Regions from separate parts of the Homo sapiens genome. Here region 2 is linked to region 1. Evidence: read pairs that join two places in POLR2A ChIA-PET (ENCODE). Cell type or tissue: PC-9. All regions are shown on one strand. Links, peaks and the distances in the headings refer to the core of each region. The heading gives the core; the rest is flanking DNA.

The links. Peaks named below come from ENCODE experiments on the same cell type or tissue, not always from the same donor. Only the 100,000 strongest peaks of a DNase experiment are listed, where the experiment ranks them.
Region 2: POLR2A ChIA-PET joins it to region 1 with 12 read pairs; 6 of 35 experiments call an interaction of 5 or more read pairs at or near these places.

The regions. Positions count from the first base shown.
Region 1 is chr1:201,817,477-201,823,324 of GRCh38, reverse strand. NAV1 (neuron navigator 1) reads right to left here. Exons shown (of 34, transcript NM_001389617.1): 34 at 1-3,488. The coding sequence ends at 3,393. The region is part of intron 1 of IPO9-AS1 (IPO9 antisense RNA 1); the gene reads left to right. Among named protein-coding and RNA genes, the nearest start is that of IPO9, 8.8 kb to the left of the region's middle. In PC-9, for the core only: no CTCF peak of the experiment used is centred there; no DNase peak of the experiment used is centred there.
Region 2 is chr1:201,744,932-201,750,779 of GRCh38, reverse strand. All of the region lies in intron 7 of NAV1 (neuron navigator 1), which reads right to left. The region is part of intron 2 of IPO9-AS1 (IPO9 antisense RNA 1); the gene reads left to right. LOC124904483 (a long non-coding RNA gene) reads left to right here. Exons shown (of 2, transcript XR_007066790.1): 1 at 1-1,004. Among named protein-coding and RNA genes, the nearest start is that of MIR5191, 28 kb to the right of the region's middle. In PC-9, for the core only: no CTCF peak of the experiment used is centred there; a DNase peak (open chromatin) is centred at 2,219; H3K27ac peaks cover 1,694 bases.

The DNA.
Region 1 (5,848 bases), core at 3,349-5,848:
ATTTTATTTTTAGTGCCTAGGCAAGGTCTGAGAAACAAATACATTGGACAAAACTTGTTGGTCTTCTTCATCCAGAAATTAAGGGACTCAGCTCAGGAACCTCTCCTGGAGTTGTGGCTCTCCCCATTGGTTGACATTAGATATTGAATTCATGTCATTTCCTAGACAACTGTGGTGAGGGATGGAGTTGGGGGGCTGGAGAGGAAGATAATAGCACAAATTCCAGTATTAGGCTGGATTCTTCTGAAGGTGCCTGGCGGTTGAGAATTTAGCTATGGGACCCAGTGTTTCTTTTCTGAAGGATCCCAGTAGTCTCAACCAAGAAGCAGGACGTAGGTGGGAGAGAATGCTGTAGATTTGCTCCTTGCCATAAATTCTAGGGCAGTGAGTGGGGAGCTCAGGTTTTCTGCTTCAGAGAAGTCTGGATGAGTGTCCCAAGGGGTTATAGCACCATGAGGAGGCTCAGCCTTCTGCAGTTGCCATATAACTGTGATTCCTTCATGAGAATGATCAATCCCCACAGTGAGGGGCCCAGATGTGCAACTGTAAACAGGGTCCCAGGCTCCAGAGGGAAAGCCGAGGCTTCAATACTACCTCACTAGACGGGAACACACTTTCTGGAGGAAAGCAATTGGAGACCTGGCCTAAATGCAGCAGTCAGCTGAGAGTAGAGGGTGGTGGATCCCAGGAAGAGAAATAAAAAGTCATAGCATGAGGCCTCCAGAATCAACCTGCTGAGGATCCAAATAAAATTCATGGTGGTATCCATGGTTACCAGAGAGCCAAGAATCCCTTTGGGGTCGGAGGCAGTTGGAATGAAAGAAGGGGTTCTCCCCTCTCCTTTTTCTCAAGTAGCCAGTAACATCCATGGCAGAAGGCACTGGCTGGGCAGCACCAGAAAATAGAGTGAAGCGCTCAACCATCAGATTAAGATGGCATTAAAAGTCTGAGCCTTGCCATGGAACTGGAGCTTAGGATAGGGTTTAGAAGAGGCCTAGATCCCAAGCAGGCCCATCCAGTCTTCTCTTCCTTCTAAGTTAGAACAGCCAGCTCGGGGGCCTCCTCATTCTGCACAGCAGAGACCTTAAGGCAGTGATTTCAGCACCATCCTTGGACACACAGCCTCTTCCCACCACAGAATTGCATATGTTACAGCTGAGTTGGTTAGGGATCTTCACAGCTCATGGAATTAGCAGCAATAGCAATAATAGTCTCCATCATACAGAACCCTGTCATCCATGGGAGCTTACCACGTGGATGCAGAAGCTTTTGTGAGGGGCAGCCCGGACCATCTTTTGGACTTAATATACCGATATGAAGATTCAGATGCATCTACTCCTCGGTTGGGTGGAAGAGTGATCCAGGTTGGTATGCCTATAGATTCTGATAAAGTCTTGTGCTACTTAGGAATCTGAAGAGCAAACACTTAGGCCGGTGCTCATCACATATCCTTGACCTGCAGAGTCCTGAAGCTTCAGCCTACTAGGCAGCTCAGCCTAGAAGCTGGTCCCGCGGGGCTTTCAGAAATGGCAGGAAGTAGACTTGCCCATTCCTGACAAGCAAGATTCCATAGTCCTTCAGGCTCCATCTTAATTGATCCCAGATCTTCTGCCCCCAATGTATTGTACATCTAATCAAAAGCTTCTTTCTAGCTGGCTCCTTGGGTTTCAGCTACATTTCTTAGATGATCCCGAAGGTCTAGATAACAAGGGGGCGTAGCTGAATGGAGGTTAACATTTCCTGCTGGACTGTAAACTTAAGGGCCCAGGTCTTGTGTGTGTGTGTGTGTGTGTGTGTGTGTGTGTGTGTGTGTGTGTGTCTGTTTTAACCTAATGATTTGTATATAGTGAGTACTCAGTAAGTACTTGTCAAATGAAAGAACAGGGATTGCCAGACCTTCAAGGCAATGGGAAAGGAGCAAATCTGCAAAGGTAGGATCTCTTTGGAAGGCAGGTATTGGCCACCAAGTCAAACTCCTTGAGTCTTATATTCTGATTGGGATGATCTCACATGGATGTTCATCTCTTATATGTGAATACTCATTTGTGAAAAATAGTAAGAGCCAGCTAGGATATTTGGATTCAGTCAGGCACCATCAGAATAGTGCAGTGAAAGGCCAAACTGGCCACAAGACAGAGGAATGTTTTCAGTTTTCTGGTTTTCCTCTGGTCCATGATAAAGCTCGGAGTAACTCTTCTATCAAGATGGGGCTATACCTTCTCATGACAGAGGCTGGCAATTGAGCTACCCAGCAGAACGTGTGCTCTCAAAAGGGAAGTCAAGGGAACTGGGTTCCTCTTCTCCCTCTACTTCTGAGCCAATGCTTCATGTCTCATATAAGCCCCATGGATGCCAAAGATAGTGGCATGGCAGGTGTCATGCCAATTGCATGGCATCAGATTCTCCAAAGAAAACCCACTTGGAAAAGCCAAACTAGCCCCTGGAAAAGCAACCCAAGCATCTCGTGGACATGTGAGGAAATGGAAAAACGGAAAAAGAAAAAAAAAAGGGAAACAAAAAAATAAATAGGCAAATGGGAGAAAAAAATGAAAACAAAATAAAAACCAAAAATAAAAAAGTAGGGTTTATTGACTCTTATGCATTGTTAAATTAGAGGGTAGAAAGACAGAGCTGGTAGTCTTTCCCTGAAGGCTGTAAGGTTATTTTTGTGGTTTGGTGACTTCTCAGGTTGGCAGCCGTCTTGTTGATGTCCCCTATGTCATCCAGAGGGCAGGAGCGGGCAGCTCTCTACCTTGGCAACTGGTTCCTCTCTCTCCAGCTTCATCTTTTCCATTGTTTTTTGTTTGTTTGCTTGTTTTTGTTTTTCATTTTTACCTTTTACAGATTGATTTAAACATTTTTTAAACCACATGCTTCTTTTTCTGGGCTCCAGCCAGATCTCTGGGGGAGGAGTTGTTGGCAGTGGTGATGGAATTGGGAAGGGTCTGTGAGAAAATCTGAGGAGCTTCCTGCCTCCCCCAGATCTCCCTCACAAGACTGTCTCTCTCAGGGTTGCTTGTGAGAATCATTTAGGAACTGCTGCAGTGTTTTGATGTTTTCTGAACCCCTCCCCAGAAAGCCCAGGAGTTTGTAATTGAAACAAGAAGTCAAGGGAAAGACCCAGAATCATCTTTTCCCCAAAGTCATTAGAGGAGGCCAGTAAATGTGTTTAGGGGGCACAAGTTCCCAAACGCCACCCCACCATTCCTTCCTAGGAAGTTCTCAAAGGTACAGCACCAAGAACCTGTCCCTCCTCTTTCATCTCCTCCTCCCTCCTGTTCTCCTCCTGGGGCTGGAGAGCCAGTGCTCTGAAAGAGGAGAGGGGAGAGGAGGAGCTAAGATAGCTGATGCCAGCGTTCTGCTGTCCGGGGGTGACAGTGATTGCCGAACCCTTAAAGTGTTGCCTGAAGGTTGGGGTCCAGGATGGTTTCTCGATCTGGAGACTCAATGTAGTTGGCAGCTTCTTGAAGTTTCAGCAGCATGGCCATCTAAAGGGGGGCAAAAAGATGGATTTATGAGAGTTGGGACTCTGGGTCCTGCCCACAGAAGGGAAACAACAACAACAAAATCCCAACACTTTGGGAGGCCAAGGTGGAAGGATAGCTTGAAGCCAGGAGTTTGCAATCAGCTTTGAAAACAAAGAGAGACCCTGACTCTACCAAAAAATAAAAATAAAACAATAAAAAACTGGCCAGGCGTGGTGGCACACAACTACAGTCCCAGCTACTCAGGATGCCAAAGCCCAAGTGGGAGGATGACTCGAGCCTATGAGCCTAGGAGTTTGAGGCAGCAGTGAGCTTTGATATCATCACTGCATTCCAGCCTGGATGAAAGAGCAAGACTCTGTCTCCAAAAAAAAAAAAAAAAAAATCTAGATCATGGGTCTGATCCTTGGTTTCTCAGTGATGAAGAGCTCAGAGTTTAGAGTGGTTTGTGAAAAGGCAATGAGGATTTCTTCAATGATAACTGTGACACATGTGTATGTACAACAATTACTTGGGAGTATGCCTGCTATACAAGGGACAAGGTACCATTTATGGAGGAATACCAAAAAAGAATGAGACCACTTCTGCCTGCAGGGTGCTTGCACTCCAGGAGAGGAGGGAAGGCCTGAACATACCAACGAATACTGGGAGGAATGTGAGAAATGCTATAAAATAACAATTTCCCCTTCCAATAGAGTATAAACCAGCAGCTAGACACTGTATTATTATGAACCTATTTCTCTCCAGCTTACCAACCGTGTTGCTTCATGTCAAGTCTAAATACCTCTATGTACTCACTTCCTTCTCTTTACTTACTTTTTTCTCTGGACACGTCAAGATTGGTACTTCCATTTCAGCTAAGTAAGCCTGGTGCATTTTCTGTTGAATCTGCTCTCCACAATTCTCTTCTGTCTACGTGATTATTAATAAGCTTCCAATTTAAAAGCATTTTTATACAGATAGCATCTGTTTTTAACAAAGTCAAAATTTTAATAAAAATGTATTATGATTATTGGAAGAATTTCCTATGGGAAAGATAGAATTGTAAGGTCACAGGATTTGCGCATGTTAAGTTTTAATATAATCTGCCAAATTATCTTCCAAAATGGTTTTATCAACAACCACTCCCACCAGCGGAGTATAAAAGTCTATGCTTCCATACATACTACTTTTGCCAATGTGAAGTGGTATCTCTTGTTTTAATTTGCATTTCCTCAATTATTGGAGAGGCAGAGGATCCTTTTATGTTTTTATTGGCCATTTGCATTTGCTCTAGCCAAATGTCTACTCATATCTTTTTTTTTTTTTTTTGAGAGGGAGTCTCGCTCTGTCGCCAGGCTGGAGTGTGCAGTGGCGTGATCTCGGCTCACTGCAAGCTCCACCTCCCGGGTCCAAGTGATTCTCCTTCCTCAGCCTCCCAAGTAGCTGGGACTACAGGTGCCTGCCACCACGCCTGGCTAATTTTTTGTATTTTTAGTAGAGACGGGGTTTCACCATGTTGGCCAGGATGGTCTCAATCTCTTGACCTCATGATCCGCCCGCCTTGGCCTCTCAAAGTGCTTGGATTACAGGTGTGAGCCACCACGCCTGGCCTTCATATCTTTCTCCTAAGAGATGGGGTCTTGCTTTGTCACCTGGGCTGGAGTGCAGTGGTGTAATCACGGCTCACTGTAGCCTCAACTTCCCAGGCTCAAGCAATCTCCCACCTCAGCCTCCTGAGTAGTTGTGACTGTAGGCATGTGCCATCACACCCAGCTAATTTTTTTGTTTTTCTAGAGATGGGGTCTCAGTATGTTGCCCAGGTTGGTCTTGCACTCCTGGCCTCAAGCCATCCTCCTCCTGTCTCAGCCTCCCAAACTGCTGGAATTACAGGTGTGAGCCACTGTGCCCAGCTGTTTATATCTTTTATCCATTCTTCTGTTTGGAAATTTTAGATATTTTAGATACCAGTCTTTTTCTGGCTACAGGCATTGCAGATATTCCCCCAGTTTGTACTTGGCTTAGCCTGCTTTCTACAGGAGTTCCATGAACTCATTTAGCTGAAGTAGTCTTCAGGATAGCGTCAGAGGAGAAGCAGAAGTAGAGAGAGTGCTAGTGTGCCCTACTGCTCTACTTCTTTGGTTGATATTCCTACATCATGAGATCTACCTGAGACTTGGGTCTTTGCTAGAATACATCTTGCTGGGATGCACTATTATTTAGCTTAAGCCAGGTCTCAGGCATATGATCTTTATAACCCCAGATTCTGATATTTAGAGCTCCTCACTGGCCTTAGCCTGGTCCTGGCTTTGCTAGTGCTCACTCTTTACTCTCCAGGCCCCCATCAGTGTATGTATGAAAAGTGTGAAGAATTCAGGGTTTTT
Region 2 (5,848 bases), core at 1,233-3,732, 70 kb after region 1:
GCAGGCAGGCCAAAAATTCCTGCCTGCCTTTCTGAGATTGGGAGGTGACAGCCCCTCTGGGCATCAACCAAGTGGTAGGTGTGAGTAAATATAAATTTCATCAATTATTACTCCAAAGAGTTGAAAATGAGTAAATACAAGCTATGACTTGAGCACTAAAAATATGTCCTCTGTCTGACTTGGGGAGAGCTTATTTAGATCTCATATAGATTTGGAGAAAGAAAGACATGGAAAAGACCTAATCTGGTGGCTTGCAAGCCCTTTTTTAAGAAGAGCAATCGTTTTTACTAACATTTTAACCAGAAGTCCTCAATGTATGAAACAGGTAAACACAGGGCTGCTCTGTTTGAAAGGGAGGCAGAGTCACCAAGTCCACCTGCCCCTCTTCCTCCCCTCCCCACCCTGACTTGGTCAACTCTCATACCATGAACAGTTTACCTCAGTCATTTCTCCCCTATCACTGATGCACCAAGTCATCCACGCAAATGGGTGTTTTTCTGCTTTGGGAGACTTCCAGGGAAGGGTTTTTCATACCTTCCTTAGGCACTCATTACATGTAAAATCCTTGCAGCGGTAGGTCTTTGTTATAAAAAATTACACAGAAAGTTGCCAGTGAACCTCAGTGTCATTCAAAGTACTAGGACCAATAGAATTTTTCCTGATACACTTCTGCTTTTCCAACTTGAGTCTTCACACCCATACCTACAGTGCATTATCAAGTCTAATGTCAGTTTCTTTAAGGTGGAGCAAAATTTTAACAACATAAAGCAATCTGAAAGCAAAATCCTCTAGAGTTTTATAATCTCCTCTAACCTTTCAAGTCCTACATATAACTCAGCAACATGCCTTTTCTTTCTTTTCTTTTTTCTTTTCATTTTGGAGAGAGAATTGCTCTGTTGCTCAGCTGGAGTGCAGTGGCGTGAACATGGCTCAATGCAGCAGCCTCGACGTCCTAGGCTCAAGTGATCCTCCAACCTCAGCCTCCTGAGTAGCCAGGACCACAGGTATGTGTCACCATGCCTGGCTAATTTTGCTTTTTCTTTTCTGGAGAGACTGGGTCTTGCCATGTTGCCCAGGCTAGCAATTTCCCTTTTGAAACTTCCAATATAGTCTTTATGGAAACAACTTTCTTTTTATGCTCATATTTCATCAATTTATGTAATAATTATATTATCCAAGTTCAACTGGCATAAACAGGTTTGGGAGCAAATGCAATTCTAGGAAAGCATTCAACTTGATTGGTGGAGCAGAAGGATGCAGGCACATTTGAGAGCAGCCTGTTGGCAACCTGTGCTCCGTGTGCAGAAGGCACACAGTCAGAGGGAATAGTGAGCAAGTTGGTGCAAGGGTTGTGCTCTATCTGATGCCCAGAACCATTTTGGAAAGACAAAAGTGAAATTCACAAGGCTGAAGACATCATCACAGCTCCCCTTCTGACTTTTGCTGCTTTTCAGTATATTTCTCTTTGCTTCACCTCTGAATTTTTTTGCTAAGTGGGGATGAGGAAGTGAGGCTAATAATTGTTATTGCTGAATCATTGGGCTGAAATCACATGGCCAGCGTTATTTAACTTTAAGACATTATTTCGCAGGTAGAATTGTTCTCAGTTAGAGAGAGTCTTTTTCTTTTTTTGAAACGGAGTCTCACTCTGTTGCCCAGGCTGGAGTGCAGTGGCATGATTTCAGCTCACTGCAACCTCCGCCTCCCGGTTTCAAGCAATTCTCCTGCCTCAGCCTCCCGAGTAGCTGGGATTGTAGTCACCTGCCACCATGCCTGGATAATTTTTGTATTTTTAGTAGAGATTGGGTTTCGTCATGTTGGCCAGGCTGGTCTCGAACTCCTGACCTCAAGTGATCTGCCTGCCTCGGCCTCCCAAAGTGCTAGGATTACAGGTGTGAACCACCACGCTGGGCCAGAGAGAGTCTTAGTTCAACTTTATAAAAGGGACATGGGGTAGCTAAGAGCCTTACCTGAGCAGACTACTACGTCAAAACCAGACACCAAACCCAAGGGTCCCAACTTCTTTAGGGGGCTCCTATAGGCTCCACTGTCTCCCTGGCACAGTAAATTTTTTTCCAAGGTCTTGTGGACTCTCTGGGGATCAAAGCTGCTTTTACAATGAATAGCTCTGTGCAAATTCCCAGAATTAGTTTCTCAGATAGCAGGAATGCTCCTAAATCAGGTTGTGCATGAGTAAGCAATGATTTCCTCCCTCCTGCAAGAGACTCATGGCTAGTTTCTCAGACAGAGGACGTGACTGGCCACTTTTGCCCCCTGAGGTTCTGAGGCCAGGGGTAGAGCTTGGTGGAGGCTGGTAGGTTCCCTGCTGAGGTAACTGCAGTGCAGCAGCCCAGATTCCATCTCCCTTTCTAAACACTGCACACATGCTAATGCTGGAGGAGCACAGCTTTGCCAGGGATTTCCATATGAGAACCCCAGAAAAGAAACAACTTGAAATATCATGGCAAACATGAGATGCACCCATAAAAGATGAAAGCAATTGCTATAAACCACGTGAAAAAGCTGGTGTTATTACATATACCTCCTCCTTCACACTTAATTCATAAGAGTGAGAGAGGAGGACCCTTTTAATAATGGGACAAGGAAAATTAATAAATTAACATACTGCTCATATACTGCAAAGGTAATAATTCCAAAACACATTATGAGCACTGAGAAGAGTAGTCTTTATGAAGTTTTCTCACTCAGAGAGCCGCCTTTCCAGGGAAAGGCAACTACAATCTTCCCCAGGGTCAGCTCAACACTAGCCTAGAAGGTGTCTGCAAAGTTGTTCGGCATGAATCCCATATATTGGGGACCCATTCCGGTGGGGTTGACGTAAGGAGCTCTGGGTTCTGGAAGAAGGATCCCAAGATAAGCACTCAGTGACAGCAAGCATGGGAATCTGAGTTGGCAACCCAGGGCCTGGAAACTACAAGGATGTTTATCTAGAATTTAGGAAGAGAGAAGCTTAAATGGGGGAAAAACAGTACCAATTATGGGCACCAAATACATATATAATATAGGAAATGGGAAGAAGTGGCAAAAACTTCCAGAACATGAATGTGTAGCATAATGTAAACAAGAGATTTCATTAGGGAACTTTTTCCAGACAAGAGTGAGGCATCCATTTCCAGGGATCTGATTAACCACTCAAGCACTGCTTTTCAACCACGTATCAGAGGGAATAAATAGGAGCAGGGTCTAGGATGTGTACCCTGGAACACCCTCTGCTGTCTTCGCCACTGTGTCTAGGGGCAAAATTCCAGAAACCCATGGCACCCAGGAATAAATCCCAAGTATGTGTTCTCCTTCAGGGCCTTTGAGCCACAATTCCACCCGCTGGCAGAAATACTACTTCTGTTTTAAAGCTGTTAAAAACCTATTTTTAAAATCGTACAGTTGGCAGATCACCAAAATCAAAACTTGATAGTCTAGTATAGTCTTATAGAACTATTTAAAATAATCCATGGGAAAATGTTCCAAGCCGGAAAAATAACAGTTTCACACATGCACACATGCACACAGGCAGGACCGTGTGTGCATGCACTAGGGCAACTGCCCGCACAGCCACGAGAATGGGGGCCCAGGAGGACGGTGAAGATGACAGAGTGGGATGGGCCATATGTTCCGATTTCTTTATACATTACCTATTGATCCACTGCCCCATCAATTCTCTTCAAGATTTATCTCAGGCCCAGGGTTCTTCTCCTTCCTCCTTCATACCTGAAAGTCTCCCTTCTACCTGAATAGTGTCTCCAAATTTCTTCATTTTTTTTTTTTTTTGAGACAGGGTCACACAGGCTGGAGTGCATTGGCATGACTGGAGCTCACTGCAGCCTCGACCTCCTGGGCTCAAGCGACCCTCCCATCTCAGCCTCCCGAGTAGCTGGAACTACAGGCGTGTGCCACCAGGCTCGGCTAATTTTTTGTATTTTTTTGTAGAGATGGAGGTTTCCCCATGTTTCCCAGGCTGGTCTTAAACTCCTAGGCTCAAGCGATCCACCTGCCTCAGCCTCCCAAAGTGCTGGGATTACAGGCACGAGACACTGCACCTGGTCATTCTCTCCAAATTTTGATGCAGTCTACATTTGAACTTCCATGAGTTTCCCACACTCACTGCGCTCCTAACGTGCTGCTCCTTGACCTGGGCATAAATCTTCCCTTACATTTCTGACTTGCTTGCTTCCTATTTCCAGCTACTGTTATTCCCCAATAACTGTTAAATATCCAATTCTATTACAAGTTAATCATAGTGTGGAATGGGAATAGGTTGTCTTTTGTTATGTTTTTAGTGATTAACAGAATTTCTTGGCACATAGTAGGCAATGAATAAATACTTGCTGGTGGATTTGCTTCCATTTTATGTACCTGTTATGTTTCAGGTGACATGATTTAACCTAATCTGAAGGGCTCTGTGTGTGACATGACACAGCATAAATATGGTATGTCCAAAGCTGTACAGCTATATTAGCTCTTACAGTGGTATCCTATCAGCTATTTTTTGTCATCATCAAAAGATCATTACTAAGTTCCACATATGCTGCACTTGGATAAAATCCCCTGGCCCCTAGAAACTTATAATTGGACAAAACTATCACCATATGATGAGTAAATATGGGGAAAATATATATAGATATGTCTAAAAGCAAGACTAGGCATGGTGGCTCACACCCATAGTCCCAGCAGTTTGGGAGGCTGAGGTGGGTGGATTGCTTGAGCCCAGGAGTTAGAAAACAGCCTGGACAACACGGCAAAACCCGGCCTCTACAAAAAAAAAATTAGCTGAGCATGGTGGCATGCACCTGCAGTCCCAGCTGCTTGGAGGCTGAGGTGGGAGGATTGCTTGAGGCTGGGAGGCAGAGGTGGCAATGAGCGGAGATGGCGCCACTGAACTGTAACATGAGTGACAAAGCCAGACCCTCTCAAAATAAATAAATAAATAAATACAATAAAATTAACTTCCCTGGAGGCTGGGGAACCTCATTAGCAGCTCTTCTTTATAGGAAATGACCATTCCAAATGGGAACTTGATTTTCAAGCTTGTAGAAAGTACCCAGCTCTTTAGATTTACATTTAGTCTAGGGAGGAGTGGCTGTATAGCCAGCCAGAGCTGGGTTTGAATTTCTGCTCCACTACTTACTGACTGACTTAGGACAGGCACTTTCCCTCCCTGAACATATGCACACATCAGAAAAATGGTCATGTCACCATCAGTCTTTCAGGCTAACTGGCAGAGTAAATAAGATAACAAAGAAAACACCTGTAAAGCACCCAGCTCAGTACCCAGGAAATCAGAGGTGGGTACACAACTTTCCTCTTCTCCCCTCTTTTGAATAACTCATCCATTATTCGAATGGCACCTGCAACAATACACTAAGTAGGAAAACTGGTTCGTGAGGAAATTCATACTTGCTATATATCCTTTGTAAGTCCATGGGTTACATCAAGCATTCCTTGATTATGCTCAATACTTAAGGACCAGTGGCCAGACTGTTTTGTATGTGTGTACATATGCATGTGTGTGGGAGGGATATTTGATATTCTTTCTTTTTCAATATTTCTTACCCAATCATGAGTCAGAGCCTTTATGGGATAAAGGTTTCCTAAGATGTAAACGTCCAAGAATTGAGCATTTCTAGGAAATTCCTGAAGCATCCCAAGAAAGTTAGGCTGAGGATGAATTCTCACATCCTACACATGCTCCACAAGTGTAGAATTATTCGATTCTGCTTCAATGGCAAGGGCAAGGACAGCTGAAAGACAGTCTATTATTCCATGAACTAAACGTGAGCTGACACTGACACCCAGGTCCAGAGCAAACAAGCCAGTGGCACTATCAAAGACC